2 separate regions of the Homo sapiens genome follow, and region 2 is linked to region 1. A link is a loop called in an ENCODE intact Hi-C map of the cell type or tissue named here. Cell type or tissue: chondrocyte. All regions are shown on one strand. Each heading gives the region's core, and the rest is flanking DNA. Links, peaks and the distances in the headings are about the cores only.

The links. Peaks named below come from ENCODE experiments on the same cell type or tissue, not always from the same donor. Only the 100,000 strongest peaks of a DNase experiment are listed, where the experiment ranks them.
Region 2: a loop joins it to region 1, with 4 times the contacts of the local background. A loop is called at or near these places in 2 of 110 quality-filtered maps.

The regions. Positions count from the first base shown.
Region 1 is chr12:50,069,098-50,079,436 of GRCh38, reverse strand. ASIC1 (acid sensing ion channel subunit 1) reads right to left here. Exons shown (of 12, transcript NM_001095.4): 4 at 2,074-2,224; 5 at 1,310-1,437; 6 at 860-1,016; 7 at 457-513. Among named protein-coding and RNA genes, the nearest start is that of SMARCD1, 11 kb to the left of the region's middle. RefSeq lists enhancers at 3,799-3,848, 3,979-4,078, 4,099-4,368. In chondrocyte, for the core only: CTCF peaks have their summits at 4,075 (motif pointing left), 8,531 and 8,754 (motif pointing right); no DNase peak of the experiment used is centred there.
Region 2 is chr12:51,335,811-51,346,149 of GRCh38, reverse strand. CELA1 (chymotrypsin like elastase 1) reads left to right here. Exons shown (of 8, transcript NM_001971.6): 2 at 273-355; 3 at 2,297-2,397; 4 at 3,450-3,575; 5 at 4,770-4,906; 6 at 6,145-6,290. Among named protein-coding and RNA genes, the nearest start is that of CELA1, 5.7 kb to the left of the region's middle. In chondrocyte, for the core only: CTCF peaks have their summits at 4,364 and 4,563; no DNase peak of the experiment used is centred there.

The DNA.
Region 1 (10,339 bases), core at 907-8,906:
TTTATTGATTATTATTATTATTCTCAGACAGGGTCTTGCTCTGTCACCCAGGCTGGAGTGCAGTGGTGCAATCTCGGCTCACTGCAACCTCACCTCCCCGGTTCAAGGAATTCTCCCACCTCAGCCTCCAGAGTAGCTGGGACTAGAGGCACATGCCACCATGCCCACATAATTTTTTTTTAATTTTTCATAGAGTCAGGGTTTCACCATGAAACCAGGCTGGTCTCGAACTCCTGGGCTCAAGCAATTTGCCCACCTCAGCCTCCCAAAGTGCTGGGATTACAGGTGTAAGCCACCATGACTGACCATTCTCAGCTTTAATGTCAGACACAAGAGAGGGTGCAGCCCAGTCCAGGAGTTATGTGAGGCTTCTGGGAGCGTGACCTGAAACTCCTGCGCACGTGGCTGGCAGCACCTTTTCCCTCCCCCAGACTGCCCCAGGCCAGGGGCGCTCACCCAGAGCAGGATCTGCACACTCCTTGTACTGCTCTGGAGTACAGTATGGGGCATCCCCTACAGAGGAGAAAAGACAATGATGCAGGATGGGAATTCAAGGGGTCTGGTGATGGTGGTAGTACCAAAGGCCTAGAAGGTGTAAGCTGGGAGAAGATGGGAAGGGAGGACTGGCAGGCCCCCATGCTGCCCCAGAAGTGACCCACTCCAGGTCCATACCTTCTAGACCCTTCCCACCCATCCCTGGGGGTGCAGGCGGGAACTGAGGTCAGAGAGACATGAGCCAGGTGGGTGTGGGATGGGGTGGGCTGGAACTGGGGTTGGGAGATTGATATGGATGGGGAGCTAGTGAAGGGCAGCAAAGGCCCAGGGACCCCAGGAGTATGCTCGGAGCCCCAGGCCTGACCTGGCATGTGCACCATGCGGCAGTTGCAGTTCTCCACCAGGTAGCGCGTCTCACAGTCGATGCGGCAGGCAGTGATGCTGTAGGAGTCGAAGAAATCCAAATCCGAGTCCATGGTAACAGCTTTGCAGGTGCCCCAGGGTGGGGGCAGGTAGATGAGCTGCTGGGAGAGCCGGGGAGCTGGGGGAGTGCGGGGACTTCTCCCCAAATCAGCTTGATGGACTCCTCTGACAAGATGCAGATCTCTGGAGTTCTGCTCCCCTCTCCCTCTGCAGCCTCCAAAGGTCTCAGAGTTTACAGAGCATTCTTGTTCATTCGATCACTCATGCTTCTGACTAGCCAGATTACCACCCAGGTCCTTGCTCACCTGTCCTTCCCATTACTGATTGCCCACCACTCCATCTGGACCCCTCAATACCCCACCCCAGGACCAGCCTCCCATGGCCCTCTCACCCGCTGCTCCTGGCAGGCCACAAAGGTCTGGAAGCCTGGGGCCACGCCAAAGCCCAGCTGGTCGATGAAAGGAGGTTCATCCTGACTATGGATCTGCACTTTGATGCCTGCTTCGAAGGACGTCTCGTCTAGGGGAATGAGGAGTGTGTGGGTTGGGAGGGCTCCTGACTCCCTAACACCCCTCAGACCTGGGGGCATCCTACCTCTCCTGGAAATAAGCATAGGGTGCACTGGGGCTGGGGTGGGGGAAGTCTATAGGGTCCTAGCCCACCCCCTAGCCTCCTTCTGGGTTTACCAGCTCTGAGCTGCTCCGATGACCCCTGTATCCTACACACTTCTTTTCTTACCTGGCTTCTGCTCTGCATCTTGATGTTTCAAATACTTTCTCCCAGAGTGTCACTGTTTCAGATGCTCTCCATTTCTCCCACTCCCTTTTTCCCTTTTCCCCCATCTCTCTCTGCCCCAAGGCCCCCCGAGACCAGACAGGCAGGCAGCCCGAGAAGAGAGGGAGTTATTTATAGAGTGGCGGCGGCGTTGATGGAAGAGGATGGCTGGTTACCTTGGAGAGTAACTGAACCAGGAAGTGGGAGCCAGAGAGATGTGAGTGTGGAAGTCAGGTAGAGTCAGTGATAGAGATGGTGAGATGCTGGAGGGAGAGGGGAAAGCCCGGGCCCTGCCCAGGTCTCACAGTGAAGCCCAGGAATCCCCTGGCAGAGGCTGGGGCCTAGAGCCATGCAGAGGGGCCCCTGAAGTGGGTGACGTACCAGTCTCCCCCCACACAGGCAGGTACTCGTCCTGCTGGATGTCCAGCATGATTTCCAGCCCATTGCCCGTCCCACCCTTCATGGTCTTCAGCCGCGGCCGCCCATCTCGGCCCGAGTTGAACGTGTAGCACTTTCCATAGCGTGTGAAGACCTGGCGAGGGCAGAGTGGAGAGCCTAAGAGTCCTGCCAGCACCCTCTACTCACCAAGGGCTGTTCCTAGCCACCCCAGCTGTTGGAATCTCAACACCCTTTGGGAATGGTTCCTCCCGTGCAGCCCATTCTCCATTTGCTCCCCTCTCCCACCTGTTTCTCACCCTTTCTTGCCCTCTGTGTGCCCTGGAAAACTGTTCCTGGTAGGGTGCATCGCCTGAGCTCCTTTGCCACCTGCATGGGCTTCTAGTTGGGGTTGACAGTTGGGAGGTATTGGTAATGGCTCAGAAGGCAGGAGGAAAGATTGGGGTATGAATCCTTCCCCAGCCCTCGCCCCTCTGTAGCTCTAGTAGTGCCTTAGGCCCTCCATGATTACAGATCCTGCCAGGGCTCCCTACAGAGCACTGTCTTCTTTTGTGCTTCTTCAGCCTAGAAGTGATAACGATTTCCTAGTACTGCTCACTGCCTCAGTCCCCCTTATTGGTTTCCTTAACCCTGCCCCCAGCTCTGTCAGCAGTCCCTTTGTTAAAGTCTTCAATTAAATCATCAAGTAGCTGTCTTTTTCCTGCCAGGACCCTGACATATACATTTTCATCACCAGGATCCTAACACGGCCCCTCCTTGGGACACTTTCCTCAGGCCCAAGCTCCTGAGGCCCTCCAAGACATATCTTCTCTTCTCCTAGATTTCACTCTGGGAATCTGAAATTCTGCTTTCCCCAAGACCCAAACTCAGTTTTTTTTTTTTGGGATGGAGTCTTGCTCTGTTGCCCAGGCTGGAGTGCAGTGGTGCGATCTCAGCTCACTGCAACTTCCGCCTCCTGGGCTCAAGTGATTCTCCTGCCTCAGCCTCCCAAGTAGCTGGGATTACAAGTGCACAACATCACACCCGGCTAATTTTTGTATTTTTAGTAGAGATGGGGTTTCACCCTGTTGGCCAGGCTGGTCTCAAACTCCTGACCTCAGGTGATCCACCTGCCTCAGCCTCCCAAAGTGTTGGGATTACAGGCATGAGCCACCGTGCCCAGCCAAACTCAGTTTTTTGGTTTCATTCAGCCCCTAGCCCCTTGGGTCCATCATTATTCCATTATCCCATTATCAGCAGAACCTGAAAGTAGACCCAGTTGCCATGCCAAGGACCACACTCAACCAAGCACCAGCACCTCTTCTTCCAGCACTTGGGACTGAGCCCCCAGGGCATGGTGTGTGCGTTAATGCTTTTGCAAAACTAGGAGGGCCTCAGAAGATATCTCAGCCCCAGGGGCTGTCTCCCCAGTCTTCTCCCCACTCCATGCCCCAGTGCAGCCCTGGTCACAGTGCTGATTAAAAAGCTGCAAAGAGAAAAGTAAACCAGTTATCCTTGGCCTTTTCCCCACAGCCTCCTTGAATGTCCCCAAGTTGGGGTGGCTGTGCTTTTACTACTGCTGGATGGTGACAAAGTCCACAAAACAGGTCATAAGGTGAGTCAATACAGCCCAGAGCAGGGGAGAGACAAAAGAGTTTCAGGCCAGACTGGAGCAGCAATGGCAGTAGGTTACTAGGGAATACGGTCTTTGCCCCCTTCCCCCTTCCTAGAACAGCCTCCTCCATTGACCTCCAGAAGAGGAGACATACTGCTCTCCCCACTTTGTGGGTGAGGTCCAGAGATGAGGCAAAGAGAGAACTCCAAGGGCTCCTAGTCCCCAGCCCCATGACCAGGTCTTGCGGCACCCAGCCACAGGCTCCAGGCTGGACATATGCCCATGCCTACACTCCATCCGGAGTTGTATGGGATTAGAGGTGTCTGAGGCCGGCTAGCAGCCCTGTCTTGCGCCGGTTCAGAGGACAGGGCTGCTGTACAGTGGATTGCTGCTGCCACCTGGTGGGCCTGGGTGAGAACTGTCTGCTCTACTCTCGGGCCCAGAGGTAGACACATTCCTATGGCTCCTGGCCTGAGGCCCAGTGGCCCAAACCCCCAGGCCCCTGTATGCCTGCAGTCATCCCATGATGCACGGGTATGATGACACCCCCTGCCCCTACGCTAGGGAGGGGGTGGAGGACTGAGGGATGGGTGTGTGGGGCAGGGAAGGCCTGGCATCTGGGAGCTGGTGGGGCAGGAGAGCAGTCAGGCCAGACAGACCTGGAAGATGAACTTAGGAGAGACAGTGGGGTACCAGGTGGCCCCCCAGCAGGGAAAGCCCTGGACCCCTGGGTGGGGGGCCAAGCAGAAGGACAGTTCCCAGTGAGAGCTTCCCCTAGGAAGAGGGTCCCTGGCCACTTAAAGCTGGGGAGAGGGATATGATTTAGAGACCTGTTATTTACCCTCAGACACACACACACACACACACACACACACACACACACACACACACACAGAGCTGGTGGGGGTGGGGCGTCCATAGGAGGGCACAGGAAGACCAAGTGAAGATGCAATGAAGTCCCTGCTGCAGGAGATGCTGACAAGGGCCATGGTGGGGTGGGGTTGGGGGATATCCCCACCCCTCTACTGTCACCCTTTCACTCCCTTCTCTTGTACCACCAGAGACCAGGCAGCACCCACCCCAGCTTCAGTCCATGGGTGCTAGTCAAAATAGTGAACAACTGGCCAGGCACTGGCGTCCACCAACAGATCAAAGGTTGACCTCACAGATGGAGCAAGGTCCCGGGCCCTGCTGGACCATGAGGAAGTCTTGAGAAGGGCAGGTAAAGCTGGAGGACATGTTGGGAGGCAGCAGCAAAATACCAACTAAGACAGACGTGTTTCAAGATTCTAACAGGAAAAGCAGCACTGGTGTGGACCTGGGAATACCAGCCCAGCTCCAGGCCCCGGACTCCTGGGTGAGCTCTGGCCTGTGTCAGCCAGATGAGGTAGGGGGCAGCACAGTCATCAGCCCCAGCCCCAGCCCCAGCCCCAACCCCAGGAGGTGACAGTCAGGGACAGCCATGGCAGACACTCTTGGGGTACTGTGGCAGGCATGGGGCTCCACTCACCACTGAGAAGTTGTGAGGGCCGCAGGGTCCCCCTTGGTAGGAGCAATAGAGCAGCATGTCCTCCAGCCGGTGGCAGGAGCGATTGTAGAAGCGGTGCAGGTTAAAGGGCTCCCCAGAGAAGGCCTCAGGGCCCGGTGGAGCGAGGGGCACCCCGGGGTCATCACTTTCATCCAGTCCCAGCATGGGGGCCAAATAAAGCAAGTCAGGGTAGCTGAGCTGGGACAGCCGCACAGCATTAGTGTTGCAGAGGGTGACTGCCGGGAAGGCCAGCTCCGTGGTGGCCACTTCGTTTAGAAGGGTCACGTGTGGGTAGCTGAGGTAATAAGCAACGCGGTCCCCTACCTGGCACAGGAAGGCACCCAGTGCCAGGACAAAGGCCACCGCCCACAGCACCTGCCTTGGCCCTGGACCCCCCTCCACAAAAATGTGGTTGGTGCCATGGAGGGTGCAGCTGTTGGCAAAGGCCACCAAGTCCATGGGTGAATGCCCCTCACTGGCCTCCTTCCTCACTGCCTCCTTTTCCTTCTCTTCTTCCTCCTCTTCCGATTCTGAGATGTCCTGCTGCTGCTGATGGTGGTGGGGACCCCAAATATCTCCCAAGGGCCCTGGGGCTTCCTCTCCAGAGGAGAATGACATGGAGCAGAAGATCTGGATGGGCATTTTCTCCAGGGGCTTCCTGGTGCCAGGGATTTGCAGGAGGAAGGGGGAAGGTGCCAGAGGGGAAGGCGATGTGACTCCAGGCAGAGTCCGGCAGAGCCAGCCACCCAGCCCGTCAGCCAGGTATCTCAGCCCAGCTGGCCGTCCTTCCTCACCAGGGCCTCTGTGGCAGTGTGGCTGGGGCGGGGCATGGGAGGAGGACCAGCCTGCCCTGCCAGGGAGGGCGGGTGTCTGGGCTGATGAATAATTGATGGCAGTGGGAAAGGGAGGCTGATGGAGAGCAGGGGGCTGGAGCCCCTTTCCTGTCACCAGCTCCGGCAGCACAGAGAGGGTTTAGGACAGAGTGGAAACCCTGGAAAAGCCTAGGGCTGGGATTCCTGGAACCCACCCCTCCCAGGTGAGACGGGACCTAGCACCATCCTTTGCACCCACTGCCATGATGATCACAGCGACCACAGTCCCTACCCCCCCAGGACACACACAACACACACTCATGCTCTCTGTCATCCTCCAATCTGTTCCTCAGCATATCCCTCAGTGTCCCCATCCCAATTCTGGGTCCTCTCCCTTATTCTCCCTCGTCCAGTTATTCCTCTGGGATACCTGAGCCCCTCCGTGCCCCACCACCAGGTACTCTCTCAGACCTCCAATTCCAGTCCCCGACCCTGTTTCTCTTCCCCTCCCTCCCTGGCCCCAGCTCTATTTCAGGACAGCATTACCAGCCCTCGTCCTACCCACCTATGCTGAGATGTATTTTGGTTCCTTTCCTCTCCCCTACCCCTCCTGTGGCTTGTGGGCCAGCCCAGGTTCCATTAGCAGCAGTCTCTCACTGACCACAGACTCATTTCTGACCAGTTCCCGGCACTAGGGGGAGGGACCCTGTCTCCTGCAGTGGGAAAGCTTCCTGGCAGATCACCACTACCCTTTTTGGCCTGCCCCCCGCCCCCCGAACAGTTTAGTTTGTTCGAGGAATTCTCTGGTGGGTGGAAGAAATTGAGATCAGTGCTGGGGGTGGGGCAGGGGGACCTGGGTCAGGTAGAGAGTATTGGGAACCAACTTGGGGTTCCCACCAAAACCCTCAGCCTTGCAGACTCCCGGCCTCAGTCTCTGAGGCTCCCCTACCGCTAATTTACCATTCCCTGCCCCCAGGCCCCTGGCCCCTCTGTGTGTTCTGATTACTCAGGGCCACTGGTTGAGGAACTTGAGCCATCAGCCAAGTCTCCAGGGCCAAGAAGGTGACCCGAGGGGAGGAGGGGAAGCGGGGGAGGGAGGTATAGCAGATTAATGCTTTCTCTGCAGGGCCAGAGGAGGAGCAGTGGGGCTAGACCGGGGCTAGGTGGGTCTGCTTGGGCCTCCCCATTCCTTAAGCATCCCCTAGCCCCAGGCCATGTTCCCCTTCCTCCTCCTCTCTTCTCCCTCCCTGCTCCCACCATCTTCCCTTCTCCATTTGCAGAGACCCTAGAGTGTGTTGGGGATGTGAGGCAGGGTGTCAGGTTCTAGCAGAACTGAGTGATGTGGAACCTTTGGCCTCAGCTTTGCTGCCAGGGACAAAGAGGCCTCAGAAGCAGAGTCTTGAGCTCTAGCCCCTCTCCATCCTTCTGCCACTGCCCTCAGACTGGCCTAAACAACAGCCACTGTCCTCCTCTTTCTGCCACTGCCCTCCTCTTTTGCCTAAACAACAGCCTCTCAACTGGTCTCCCTGCCTCCCTGCAGTTTCTCCCCACCTTTAGTTCGAGTTGTGTGACTCTGACCATTCTTCTGCTTAAAGACCTTCTCTAGCCAGGTATGGTGGCACGCACCTGTAGTTCCAGCTGCTTGGGAGGTTGAGGCAGAAGAATCGCTTGAACCCGGGAGGCGGAGGTTGCAGTGAGCCGAGATCGCACCACTGCACTCCAGCCTGGGCGACAGAACAAGGCTCCATCTCAAAAAAGTAAAGACCTTCTCTCACTCCCCACTGCCTCCTGGCAAAATTTAGTCCTCTCTTGTAGCCCCACAAAGCTGAAAGCAGCCAGGCGTGGTGGCTCACGCCTGTAATCCCAGCACTTTGGGAGGTCGAGGTGGACAGATCAAGAGGTCAGGAGATCGAGACCATCCTGGCTAACACAGTGAAACCCTGTCTCTACTAAAAATACAAAAAAAAAAAACCAAAAAAATTTAGCCAGGTGTGCTGGCAGGCGCCTGTGGTCCCAGCTACTCGGGAGGCTGAGGCAGGAGAATGGTGTGAACCCAGGAGGTGGAGCTTGCAGTGAGCCGAGACTGAGCCACTGCACTCCAGCCTGGGGGACAGAGCAAGACTCCGTCTCAAAAAAAAAAAAAAAAAAGCTGAAAGCAATGTACCCTCCACCTCAGGCCAGCATCCAGCCACCACCACCTGTCCCCAGACACACGAGGCTCATCCACAGTCCTGTGCCTTCCCTGGACTCCATCTGGAGAATTCCTACTCATTTTTCAAGATCCTACTCACATGTTACCTCCTCCAAGAATCCTCCCGACTCCACAGGGTGCTGTTAGTGCCCACCCAGGGAATAGACTAAAGGGTCCAGTTCTGCTCAAGGCCCTACAGCTATGAGTAATGACCGAGAGCAAAAGAGCAGGACCAAGAGACCATGTGCAGGAACAGGAAGCAAGGAAGGCCAGGAACACCCAGGGCAACCAGAGATAAGTCATTGCAGAGATGAGGAGAGACTCCCCCACCTTCAGCTGCTGTCCTCAGGCTTCTCCTGCATGAACCTGTGTGTCCTGTCCTGTGTGTATCTTTTTCCTGCCTGCCAGATCTTGAGCTCTCAGAGGGCAGGGGCCTCCTCCTTTGCATTCCCCAGGAAGTGCTTCAGAGAGGACTTCCAGACTTGGGTGGAGTGGGGCTGAGGCTTGGGCTGAGGAAGCTGCAGCTGCCCATGCGTTCCCACTAGAGGGCACTGTCCCCCTCCTTCAGATGTTTTGGAAGGGGAAGTAGATTGATTTCCAGAAGGAAGCAGCTAAGGCAGCGGGAGCTTCCAGCTTGGGAGCCCCAGCAAAGACAAGGGTGTGCACGCACAGACAGTGCCAAAGGACAGTAAGTTGGGTGCAACTGAATACCTCTTCCCCCACAGCAACCAAGACCACACTGCACACTTGCACATTACCACACAGACACGCAGCCCTGGTGTGGGGCGACACACACACCCCAACACACACACACACGCCCCAACACACACACACCCCAACACGCACACACCCCAACACACACACACACCCAACTGCATGTCCTCTCTCCTCCATCGCCTGTATGCTTGTTCAAACAAATGCTTATTCTTCTAACATTCTTTCCCATCTTCATCTTGTTCAAGTAATTGGGGGATGAGGAAAGTGTCAAAGGGCATACACAGAGGGCCCCTGGAGAGGTGCCCAAGCAGACACACACACAGAGCTGCACTCAGTCCTGAACCCTCTGTCCAAGCATACAGCGCCCCCCACCCAGACCTTCTCTTTAGCAGTGTGTGCTGAGTGGTTTCTGACTTTTTCTATATCCCTTTCTTCATTCCAGCCACCCCTCATGTCTGTGTAATGCTTCATGGTTTTCAATTGTTATCTCATGGGATCCTCACACAACCCAGTGAAATAAGCAGGTTTGAGTAACTTCATTCCCATCTGACAAGTGAGAAAACTGAGCCACACCAGCCTATTCAAGTCTTAGGGAGAGCAAGAAGTGGGCTGGAGGCTGGAATGAGGTCATCTGTCTCCAAATCCCTTGCTTCTTCATTCTTGCATTTACTCATTGACACAGTGGAGAACACATCATGGACCTGCCCTCATGGAGCTTACTGTCGAACAGGGAAGACAGACCTCAATTCAAAAATGAAAAAAACAAATATCTAATTGCAAACCATAAGTGCTATGAAAAAAAAAAATGACTCTATCAGAGTGAATGACAGAGGGACTTGCCCCAGACTGGGGAATTAAGGAAGCTTTCTCTGAGGAAATGATGTTTGAATTACAGTCTAAAGAATAAAGAGGAGGCTGGGCGCGGTGGCTTATGCCTGTAATCCCAGCACTTTGGGAGGCTGAAATGGGCGGATCACTTGAGGCCAGGAGTTCAAGACCAGCCTGGCCACCATGGTGAAACCCCTTATCTACTAAAAATACAAAAATTAGCCAGGCATGGTGACACATGACTGTAATCTCAGCTACTTGGGAGGCTGAGGCATGAGACTTGCTTGAACCAAGGATGTGGAAGTTGCAGTGAGCTAAGATTGCACCACTGCACTCCAGCCCAGGCAATAGAACGAGATTCTGTCTCAAAAAAATAAATTAAATAATAAATAAATAAATAAATAAATAAATAAATAAATAAAATAAAAAATAAATAAAGAGGAGTAATTAGGTAATGGTGTGTGTGTGTATATATTTGTGTGTGTGCACGTGCGCACTAGCGCTTACCGCTGTGGAGGAGGGAGGATATTCCAGAGAGAGAACTGAGTGTATGCAAAGGCCTGGAAGGAGAGAGATGAGAA
Region 2 (10,339 bases), core at 1,438-9,437, 1.3 Mb before region 1:
GGAGCCTCTGGGGCCTAGCCTGGTGGTTTGAGAGAGGTCCTTCATAGCATGCCGGAGTTCTGGGAACACCTGGGGGAAACAGAAGGCACCCAGGCACCCCTGTTTTCAAAAGGGGCTCAGAGAACTCACAGCTGGGCCCCTCATTCGTTAGAGAGGAACTGTGAATTTGCAGACAAGGCTAACATTCCTCAAAGCACAATCGCCACCCCCCACCCCTACCCCTGGCTGACCCCATGCTTAGTCATCACTCACTTTTCTTCTGCCCCACAAAGGACACAGCACCCAGGACCTTCCGGAAACCAATGCCCGCGTAGTCGGAGGGACTGAGGCCGGGAGGAATTCCTGGCCCTCTCAGGTGGGTGTTCCTTCCCAGCCCCAGACTTCCACCCAAATAAGAGCTCAGTGCATGACATAAGGTATCATGTGTATTTGTGCATGTCCCTATCAACAAGCAGCTCTCCAATTGTCTAGGTTCTCGATTTTAAAGATGGATGGGATCAGGCTTAGGTGGTTTTCTAAATGCAAAAGGCTTGGAGGAGGGGATTTATACACCAACCACAGTCCCTCTTCAAGGCACACACCCAAACACAAGATACATTTATATTCTCAGCGACAGCACTTGTGCCACGCAAGAAAGACTGGGTGCCAGACAGTCACCTTGGACTCCACATACCTTGAAACTCACACGCACACCACTCCACACTGTGTGTGTCACAATGCTTGCACGCATGTGCGCGCACACACACACACACACACGTACAGCATGCTGCTTAGTTGGCTATTTAGAGTTTCCACTTTGCTAACAGGGCAGCTGGGCCCTGATTTAAGTGATCTAAATATGTAAACCTGGCAAATTAACTGATGAAGATCCACACTTTGAGAAGATATCACTGCAATCAGAGTTTTAGCTTATAAAAGTCTGAGCCCCAGTTTTCAGGAGTAGAGCTATTACATAACATGAGGTGCTAGAAGAAGAGACATGAACTGATAAAAACAAACATCCTATTGGTATTTTTTTTTTTTTGAGATGGAGTTTTGCTCTCATTGCCCAGGCTAGAGTGCAATGGCATGATCTCGGCTCACTGCAAACTCTGCCTCCTGGGTTCAAGCAGTTCTCCTGCGTCAGCCTCCTGAGTAGCTGGGATTACAGGCGCCTGTCACCATGCCCAGCTAATTTTTGTATTTTTAGTAGAGACGGGGTTTCACCATGTTGGCCAGGCTGGTCTCAAACTCCTGACCTCAGGTGATCCACCCGCCTCAGCCTCCCAAAGTGCTGGGATTACAGGCATGAGCCACAGCGCCTGGCCTCCCATTGGTATTTCTAAGTAGTCCCTGAAGTGGGGAGACAGGAGATGTCTTGAAAACACTAAAGGTACAGCTCTGGAGACCTAAGCCTGTTGGGCTTAGGTGATGGAGCAAATCTTTGCCTATAGTTCCTCTTTTTTGGGGGAGGAGAGGGGGCGATGGAGTCTCGCTCTGTCACCAGGCTGCAGTGCAGTGACGCTATCTCAGCTCACTGTAACCTCCACCTCCTGGGTTCAAGCAATTCTCCTGCCTCAGCCTCCTGAGTAGCTGGGACTACAGGTGCATGCCACCACGCCCGACTAATTTTTGCATTTTTAGTAGAGATGGGGTTTCACCATGTTGGCCAGGATGGTCTTGATCTCCTGACCTGGTGATCCACCCGCCTTGGCCTCCCAATGTGCTAGGATCACAGGCGTGAGCCATGGTGCCTGGCCTATAGTTCCTCTTTAAGGGAGAACAGAGGTAGAAGGAGTTCCAAAAAAGGAGTTACAATGGGTTCTAGGTCCATTGCAACAACCTAGAGAGATAATGCCAAATACACTGTGTGCCTTTACTCCTCCATCCATGTACACAGCAAACATCACCAAGCGATGGAGCATCCCTTCCTGCTGGCCCCAGAAGCATCTACACACCCCTTATCAATGCCACACTCCAGGTGGCCACTACCAAGCAATCAGTAGCAATTGGCAGGTCAGATGAAACCTATTTGCCATCTCTAGCCTAGAAAGAGAATGTTTTGAAGGACAGCAGGACTTTAAGGAGGTGACATGTAGTTTGAGGCAAAGTCTTTTATATTTAATTATTTTTGACGTTGTAGAGGCGAGGTCTCACTATGTTGCCCAGGCTGGTCTCCAGCTCCTAGGCTCAACTGATCCTCCTGCCTCAGCCTTCCAAAGTTCTGGGATTACTGGCATGAGCCACTGCAACCGACCTGGGGCAAAACCATTTGAGAAACACCAACCTATCCCTTCTTTCTTTCCTCCCCATCTAGATTTCCCTCCAGTACCGGTCTGGAGGTTCCCGGTATCACACCTGTGGAGGGACCCTTATCAGACAGAACTGGGTGATGACAGCTGCTCACTGCGTGGATTAGTAAGAAAAACAAAGACAAGCTTTCCTGGGCCCCTGGAAGGGGAAGGGGCTGACCTTCTGAAAGAGGATATAATTTTGCCCTCTCTGGACAGCACTTCAGGGACTGGGCAGTGGCTCCTTTCCTGTTCAGGGCCTGCAGGGAGGTAGTATGGTGAAAGTACAAACTTTGGAGTCAGGGAGACTCAAATTCAAATCTTGCTCCACCAAATTCTAGCTATGTAGCCTTGGGCAACTATGCCCCCATTCTCCTATCTCTAAAGTGGGCTAAGAACATTTACTTTGTAGAAATGTTGTGAGGATTGAGTAAATATGTAAGTGCCTAGTCAATGTCTGACTGGTGACTATTTTTTCCTATTTGTCTTGGGCAATGGTTTTCACATTTGAGCATGTGTCAGAATCACCTGGAAGGCACAGATTGCTGGGCCCCATCCAGCAGAGTTTCTAATTTGGTAGGTCCAGGGTGAGGCCTGATAATTTGCATTTCTAACAAGTTTCCAGGTGATGCTCATGCTGCGGCCCAGGAACCACGCTTTAAGAACAACTAGCCTAAAAGTCTATGCTTCCTTCAAAATCTTGGTGGCTGAGAGCCATTATTTCATTTATGCGCACTACACCTCTCCCAGTTTACAAGATATTCAGCCTATGATGTTAAACCGAGAAAATCAAAGTGATGGTAGTTTTTTTCACTTCCACAAGTTAGTCAATTAGGGAATGAAAGAGCTTGTTACTTTCTCATTTTGGAGAGTCTTATATCCCTCCTCTGCCTAGACCAGATAAGATGGGTTCCTGTCCTAAAATAATAAACAAAACCTGGGCACGGTGGCTCACACCTGTAGTCCCAGCTACTAGGGAAGCTGCGGTGGGAGGATCACTTGAGCCTGGGAGTTTGAAGCCAGCCTGGGCAACACAGCAAAACCCCATCTCTAAAAAAAAAAAAAAATTTCCTAAATAATAATGATTAAAAAAAAAGATGGTTTTTCAACTTTTCTCTAAGTGGGGTAGAGAAGGTTTGAGTCCCCTGGATGACTCAGGGATTCCTTCTCTCACGCCAGCCAGAAGACTTTCCGCGTGGTGGCTGGAGACCATAACCTGAGCCAGAATGATGGCACTGAGCAGTACGTGAGTGTGCAGAAGATCGTGGTGCATCCATACTGGAACAGCGATAACGTGGCTGCCGGGTAGGAGCAAGTCCAAGCTGGCCCTGGGCTGGGCGGTGAGGCCTGACTAGCCAACAACTGGCTGCCTTCACCTGTTCTTTCAGAGGGCTAGAGGGATTGCATGGCCTGAAACCTGGTCCGTGGCTCCTGGCCTGGCCTTTAGTTAAGGAGCCCAGCTGAGCCTGAGAGAAGGCACCATGTCCTAGAGGGAGCAATGAGCTGGCTCATTCGTCCAGGAGGACTTTGAGAATTTAGGTTCTGAGCCAGGCACAGTGGCTCATGCCTATAATCCCAACACTTTGGGAAGCCAAGGCAGGCGGATCACCTGAGGTCAGGAGTTTGAGACCAGCCTGACCAATATGGTGAAACCCTGTCTGTACTAAAAATACAAAAAAAAAAAAATTAGCCAGGCATGGTGGCATGTGCCTGTAATCGCTTGATTACAGGAGAATCACTTGAACCCAGGAGGAAGAGGGTGCAGTGAGCTGAGATCGCGCCACTGCACTCCAGCCTGGGTGACAGAGTGAGACTCTGTCTCATAAGAAAAAGAGAACTGACGTTCTGGAGGGCTTGAGAGTCTTTGAAGACCTTTAGGATTTGTTGGATCCAGGCTGGTTTGCACAGTGGATTACCATTCTCTGCAGATTTTAATGTTCTGTTTCTATGGGGGGTTTTATCATTATTTATTATTCACATTATAGAATAGACTCCATCAGCAAAAGTAAATTTCCTAAAGTGAATCTTACACGGGAAAATTGCAAGTTGAGTTGTAAACTTCTGGAAAATAAATAATTAAAACGGTGGTCAATTCTATAGCATGTGCAGGTGGGGGTGGGTTCAAGGAATTGGGATATTCTACTGAGCTTGTAGAGCCACTCAGCCTTTTACATTTTTCTTGTTTGAGAACTCTGCCACCAAGATCATGCCACTCTGCTCCTTTCAGATTCCCCCATTCTCTACTTCCCGGGGTTGCAAAGGTCAGAGCTAGGCTGCAATACCAATGTCCCACCAGCAGATGCTGCTGTTAAACATAGAATGTTTACATGTTAAATTGTAATTGCTCTAGTTTGAGGCTTAGCAAGTGAGCCCCGTCCTTCTTCAAAGTCGTCACTTTCCAATTCCACGGGGATACAAATGCTTAGAGAGGGCCAGTGTATATGCTGACCTCAGGGAAGAGCTGATCCCATGAGTGAGCAGTCTCCTTTTCTCCTGCAGCTATGACATCGCCCTGCTGCGCCTGGCCCAGAGCGTTACCCTCAATAGCTATGTCCAGCTGGGTGTTCTGCCCCAGGAGGGAGCCATCCTGGCTAACAACAGTCCCTGCTACATCACAGGCTGGGGCAAGACCAAGAGTAAGTTGCCTACATTGGCACAATCCACCACGGGGATCTTGATTAGGTAGCTGAGCTTCTAAGACACCTTTTTCTGTGGTCCTAGGTGCTTATGGCCAGAGACCAGGAGCTAAAAGAACCATAGATACAATAACTGATGCATTATATCAAGCTAAGAATGGGCTGTGAAGTAGTTGACAGATTCATGGACTCTTAGAACAAAAAAAGACTTTATCAGAGAATTTTTTTTACCAGCCCCTCATTTTTAAAATTTATTTATTTATTTAGAGACAGGGTTTTGCTCTGTCACCCAGGCTGCAACCTCCACTTCCTGGGCTCAAGTGATCCTCCCACCTCAGCCTCCTGAGTAGCTGAGACTATAGGCATGTACCACCACACTCAGCTAATTTTTAAATTTTTTTGTAGAGATGGGATCTCGCTATATTGCCTAGGCTGGCCTCGAACTCCTGAGCTTAAGAAATCCTCCCACCTTGGCCTCCCAAAGTGCTGGGATTACAGGCATGTGCCACTGCAGCCAGCCAGCCCTTCATTTTATACATGAGGAAACCAAGGTCCAGAGAAATTAAGGATCCTTAGCTGAGTGTGGTGGCATGAGTCTGTAGTCCCAGGTACTCAGGAGGCTGAGGAAGGAGGATCGCTTAAGCCTGACCAACATGGAGAAACCCCATCTCTACTAAAAATACAAAATTAGCCAGGCATGGTGGTGCATGCCTTTAATCCCAGCTACTCGGCAGGCTGAGGCAGGAGAATCTCTTGAACCTGGGAGGCGGAGGTTGTGGTGAGCCGAGATTGCTCCATTGCACTCCAGCCTGGGCAACAAGAGTGAAACTCCATCTCAAAAAAAAAAAAAAAAAAGAAAGAAAGAAATGGAAACAAGCATGCACAATCCCATTTCTGCTCCATGGAGCTTGCAGGAGCAAACAGAACAGACAGATAAATCATCCACAAATAAGGCCATTCCATGGTGCAACTAAGTTATCCACGAGTGAAAAGAAGCAGGAGTAGGGTTGGTGGCTTGGAGCCTAGGTACAGTAAGCAAGGCTGCCTCCCTGAGGGAAGGGTCCTGTGCGGCCATATAAAGAGAGAAGACAGAGGATCCACCACATGCAACAGGGAGAGAGAAGGAGTTTGCCCTGAGCTCAGCTTTCACGAGAGTTTGGGAAGGTGTGGCAGGGGTGGAAGGTTTTTCTGCTGGACCACATCTGGAGCTGACTGCCAATGCCGTGTGTCCTGTTCAGCCAATGGGCAGCTGGCCCAGACCCTGCAGCAGGCTTACCTGCCCTCTGTGGACTACGCCATCTGCTCCAGCTCCTCCTACTGGGGCTCCACTGTGAAGAACACCATGGTGTGTGCTGGTGGAGATGGAGTTCGCTCTGGATGCCAGGTGAACATTTGCAGGGGGTCCCACCCCAGGTCCCGCCACTCTCTGCCTATCCCTCCACCCCTCTTCCTCACCTCCCTATTCGACACTTACTCTTAGTCCTACACAGACTCAATTTTCTACTCTGGCGTCTAAGTGAGAATGATCCTGTGCTGGTAATTCTACACATGCAGAAACTCAAAGTTGAAAGGAACCTTAAAATTGATCTTGCTCGATGCCCTCACTTCAAAGTTTGTACGTGGCCCAACATTTATATGTTGTTGTTGGTATATGTGTGTGTTCTTAGAATTTGTTACCTAGATTTTTTTTTTGAGATGGAGTTTTGCTCTTGTTGCCCAGACTGGAGTGCAATGGGACGATCTCGGCTCACTGCAACCTCCGCCTCTGGGTTCAAGCAATTCTCCTGCCTCAGCCTCCCAAGTAGCTGGGATTACAGGCATGCACCACCACGCCCGGCTAATTTTTTGTATTTTTAGTAGAGACAGGGTTTCTCCATGTTGCTCAGGCTGATCTCGAACTCCCGACCTCAGGTGATCCACCCGCCTTGGCCTCCCAAAGTGCTGGGACTACAGGCGTGAGCCACCATGCCCAGCCAAATTTGTTACCTAGATTTTTTAATGGCAGCGATGCAGCTGAGCCTGGACAGGTGGTTGTGATGCTGTATAAGCAGTACCCTGCTCCCTCTTACCTATCAGTCCTACTTCTCTTGCAGTTCCTCTACCACCATCCCTTTACCCCAGTGATATTTCTGGCAGTATGTACAGGTGAGTTTGATAGGGGAAAGTGCACAAAATAATTTTATAATAGCTTATATATAACAAATATAACCTTCCTCTATTTTGACAAGATCAATCAGCCATAAACTATCTTACAGATTTCTCTTTTTAAGCTTTTTTTATTATTATTATTTTAATATAGAGATGGGGTCTTGCTTTGTGGCCCAGGCTGGTCTCAGACTCCAGGGCTCAAGTGATCCTCCCACATTGGCCTCCCAAAGTGCTGGGAATACAGGCGTGAGCCACCATGCCCCACCCCAGATTTCTTAATGCAGTTTAACAACTATTCATTATATATCTACTATATGCCAGGCATTGTGCTAAGTGCTAAGGTTACAAAGATGGATCAAACAGTGTCAAGTAAAGAAACCAGAGGCACAGACATACAATAGAACATTGTAATACAATGTGGTTAAGTGTTAATAATCAGGATGTGCACAGGTGATATGGAAGCCCAAGGGTAGGTACCTACCTCTACCTACTGGGGCCAGAAAAGACTTTCCTTCCCCAAGAAACTAGAATTTGTAGTGGGTCCTGAGGGGCAAATAGGAATAGGCCAGGCAAAAAGGAGAAAAGACATTCAGAGGGAGGGAACGGCATGAATAAAGGCAGGGGGCCAAGAAACAACCTAGAGTACATACAGAATTATGGGGCATTCCCTAAGGCTAGAGTAGAGCAGCGGCTGGAGGTCCACAAGCCGAATCTAGCTCACTGCTTGTTTTATATGGCCCATGAGCTTAGAACAGTTATTACATTTTGATTTCTATATATATATATATATATGTATGCGTATGTGTATGTGTGTGTGTGTGTGTGTGTGTGTGTGTGTGTATGTTTTTTTTTTTTCCTGAGATGGAGTCTCACTCTGTCGCCCAGACTGGAGTGCAGTGGCGCAATCTCAGCTCACTGAAACCTCTGCCTCCCGGGTTCAAGCAATTCTTCTGCCTCAGCCTCCCGAGTAGCTGGGATTACAGGCACGCACCACCACATCTGCTAATTTTTGTATTTTTAGTAGAGACAGGATTTCACCATGTTTGCAAGGCTGGTCTCGAACTGGCTGGTCTCGGACTCCTGACCTCGTGATCCACCTGCCTCTGCCTCCCAAAGTGCTGGGATTACAGGCATGAGCCACCGCGCCTGGCCATATACATATATATATATATTTGTTTTTTTTTTGAGACAGCGTCTCACTCTGTTGCCCAGGCTGGAGTTCAGTTGTACCATCATGGTTCACTTGTAACCTCTGCCTCCCAGGCTCAAGTGATTTTCCCACCTCAGCCTCCCTAGTAGCTGGGACTACAGGCACATACCACCATACCCAGCTAATTTTTTGTATTTTTTGTAGAGACAGGGTTTCACCATGTTGCCCAGGCTGGAATTATTACATTTATTAATGGTAAGGAAAAAAAATCAGAATAATAATATGTCATGACACATGAAGAATATATAAAATTTCAGTGCCCATAAATAACATTTCACTGGAACACAGTCACAGTTGCTCATTTACAAACTGTTTATGGCTGCTTTTTTTTTTTTTTTTTTTTTTTGAAGAGATAAGGTCTTGCTCTGTCACTCAGGCTGGAGTGCAGTGGTGCCATCTTGGCTCACTGCAGCCTCAACTTCCTGGGCTCAAATGATCCTCCCACCTCAGCCTCCCAAGTAGCTAGGATCACAGGCACATGCCATCACACCCAGCTAATTTTGTTTTGTTTTTGGTAGTGACAAGGTTTCACTATGATGCCCAGGCTGGTCTTGAACTCCTGGCCTCAAGCAATCCTCCTGCCTTGGCCTCCTGGAGTGCTGGGATTATAGGCGTGAGGCACCATGCCCAGCCTATGGCTGCTTTTGTAGTACAACACAAAGTAGTTGCAATCAAGACGGTATGGCCTGCAAAGCCTGAAATATGTACTGTTTGGCCCTTAACAGAAGAGGTTTGCTGACCCGTGGGCTAGAATAGAAGCTACCACCATACTAGGAAATGTCAGGAGGTAAGACTAGAGAGGCAAGCAAGAGCTGTACAACTCAGGGCTTCAAATGCCAGGCTTGGGGACATGAACCTTATCTCTTGGGCATTGGGAAGCCATCAAAGACTTCTAAACAGGAGACTAGCACAACCAGATTCACCTTTTAGAATTGTTCTTTAGGCATGTTTTTGAAGAAGACAAGAGAGGCAGGGAGATTGCCTAGAGGGCTATTGCAATGATCTAAGCAAGAAATTTGAGGGCCTGAATTAAGGCAGTGGTGATAGGAACCGGAGGAGGGAAGGAGGAGGATCTGGAACAACAGCCAAGCATCTGGTTTAAGTGATTTGGGGGAGGGCACTGTTGCCCTGAGACAAGATTTACAGAGTTTGAGAGAGAAGATGATGAGTTTGGTTCTGGACAACCTTTGTCTGAGATCCCAGTGGGACATTCAGGTATAGCAACCAGTAAGAAATTTGGTGTTTTTTTTGTTTTGTTTGAGACGGAGTCTCCCTCTCTCACCCAGGCTGGAGTGCAGTAGCGCGATCTCAGCTCACTGCCCCCTCTGTCTCACGGGCTCAAGTGATTCTACTACCTCAGGTTCCTAAGTAGCCGGGATTACAGGCATGTGCCACAACACCTGGCTAATTTTTGTATTTTTAGTAGAGACGGGGTTTCCCCATGTTGGCCAGGCTAAGTCTCGAACTCCTGACCTCAGCCTCCCAAAGTGCTGGGATTACAGGCATGAGCCACCACGCCTGGCCAAGAAATTAGATAGAAAAAGTGGGGCCTGGGGGAAGAGCTGGGCTAGAGATACCTACTGAGAACAAATCAGATCCCATTCCAGGGAAAAACTGTTCAATGAGAAAAGAGCAGTGGGTTGGGAAAGAACTGTCAGAACATAAATACTTGAGTGTTTCAGGGATAAGTGGAGGATAAAGAAACCACTAGGATCTAAGAAAGGAGAAGTAGATGTAAGATAAAAACCTGGTAATAAGGATATTATGAAATCTCAGGAAGTACTTACAGATATCACATAATATACAATTCACCCAGAAGCCACAGTAGGTAAGAGCTGAAAGTGGCCACTTTGGCAATTGTAACCTTGGCAAGAGCAGTTTCAGTGGAGTGGTGAGGGCAGAAGCTTGTCCGAAGGGTAAGAAATAAAGAGGCAATAAGACATATAACCAGCCGGGTGTAGTAGCTCATGCCTGTAATCCCAAGATTTTGGCAGATTGAGGCAGGAGGATCGCTTGAGCCCAGGAGTTAGAGACCAGCCTGGGAAATGTAGGGAGACTTCATCTCTATGAAAATT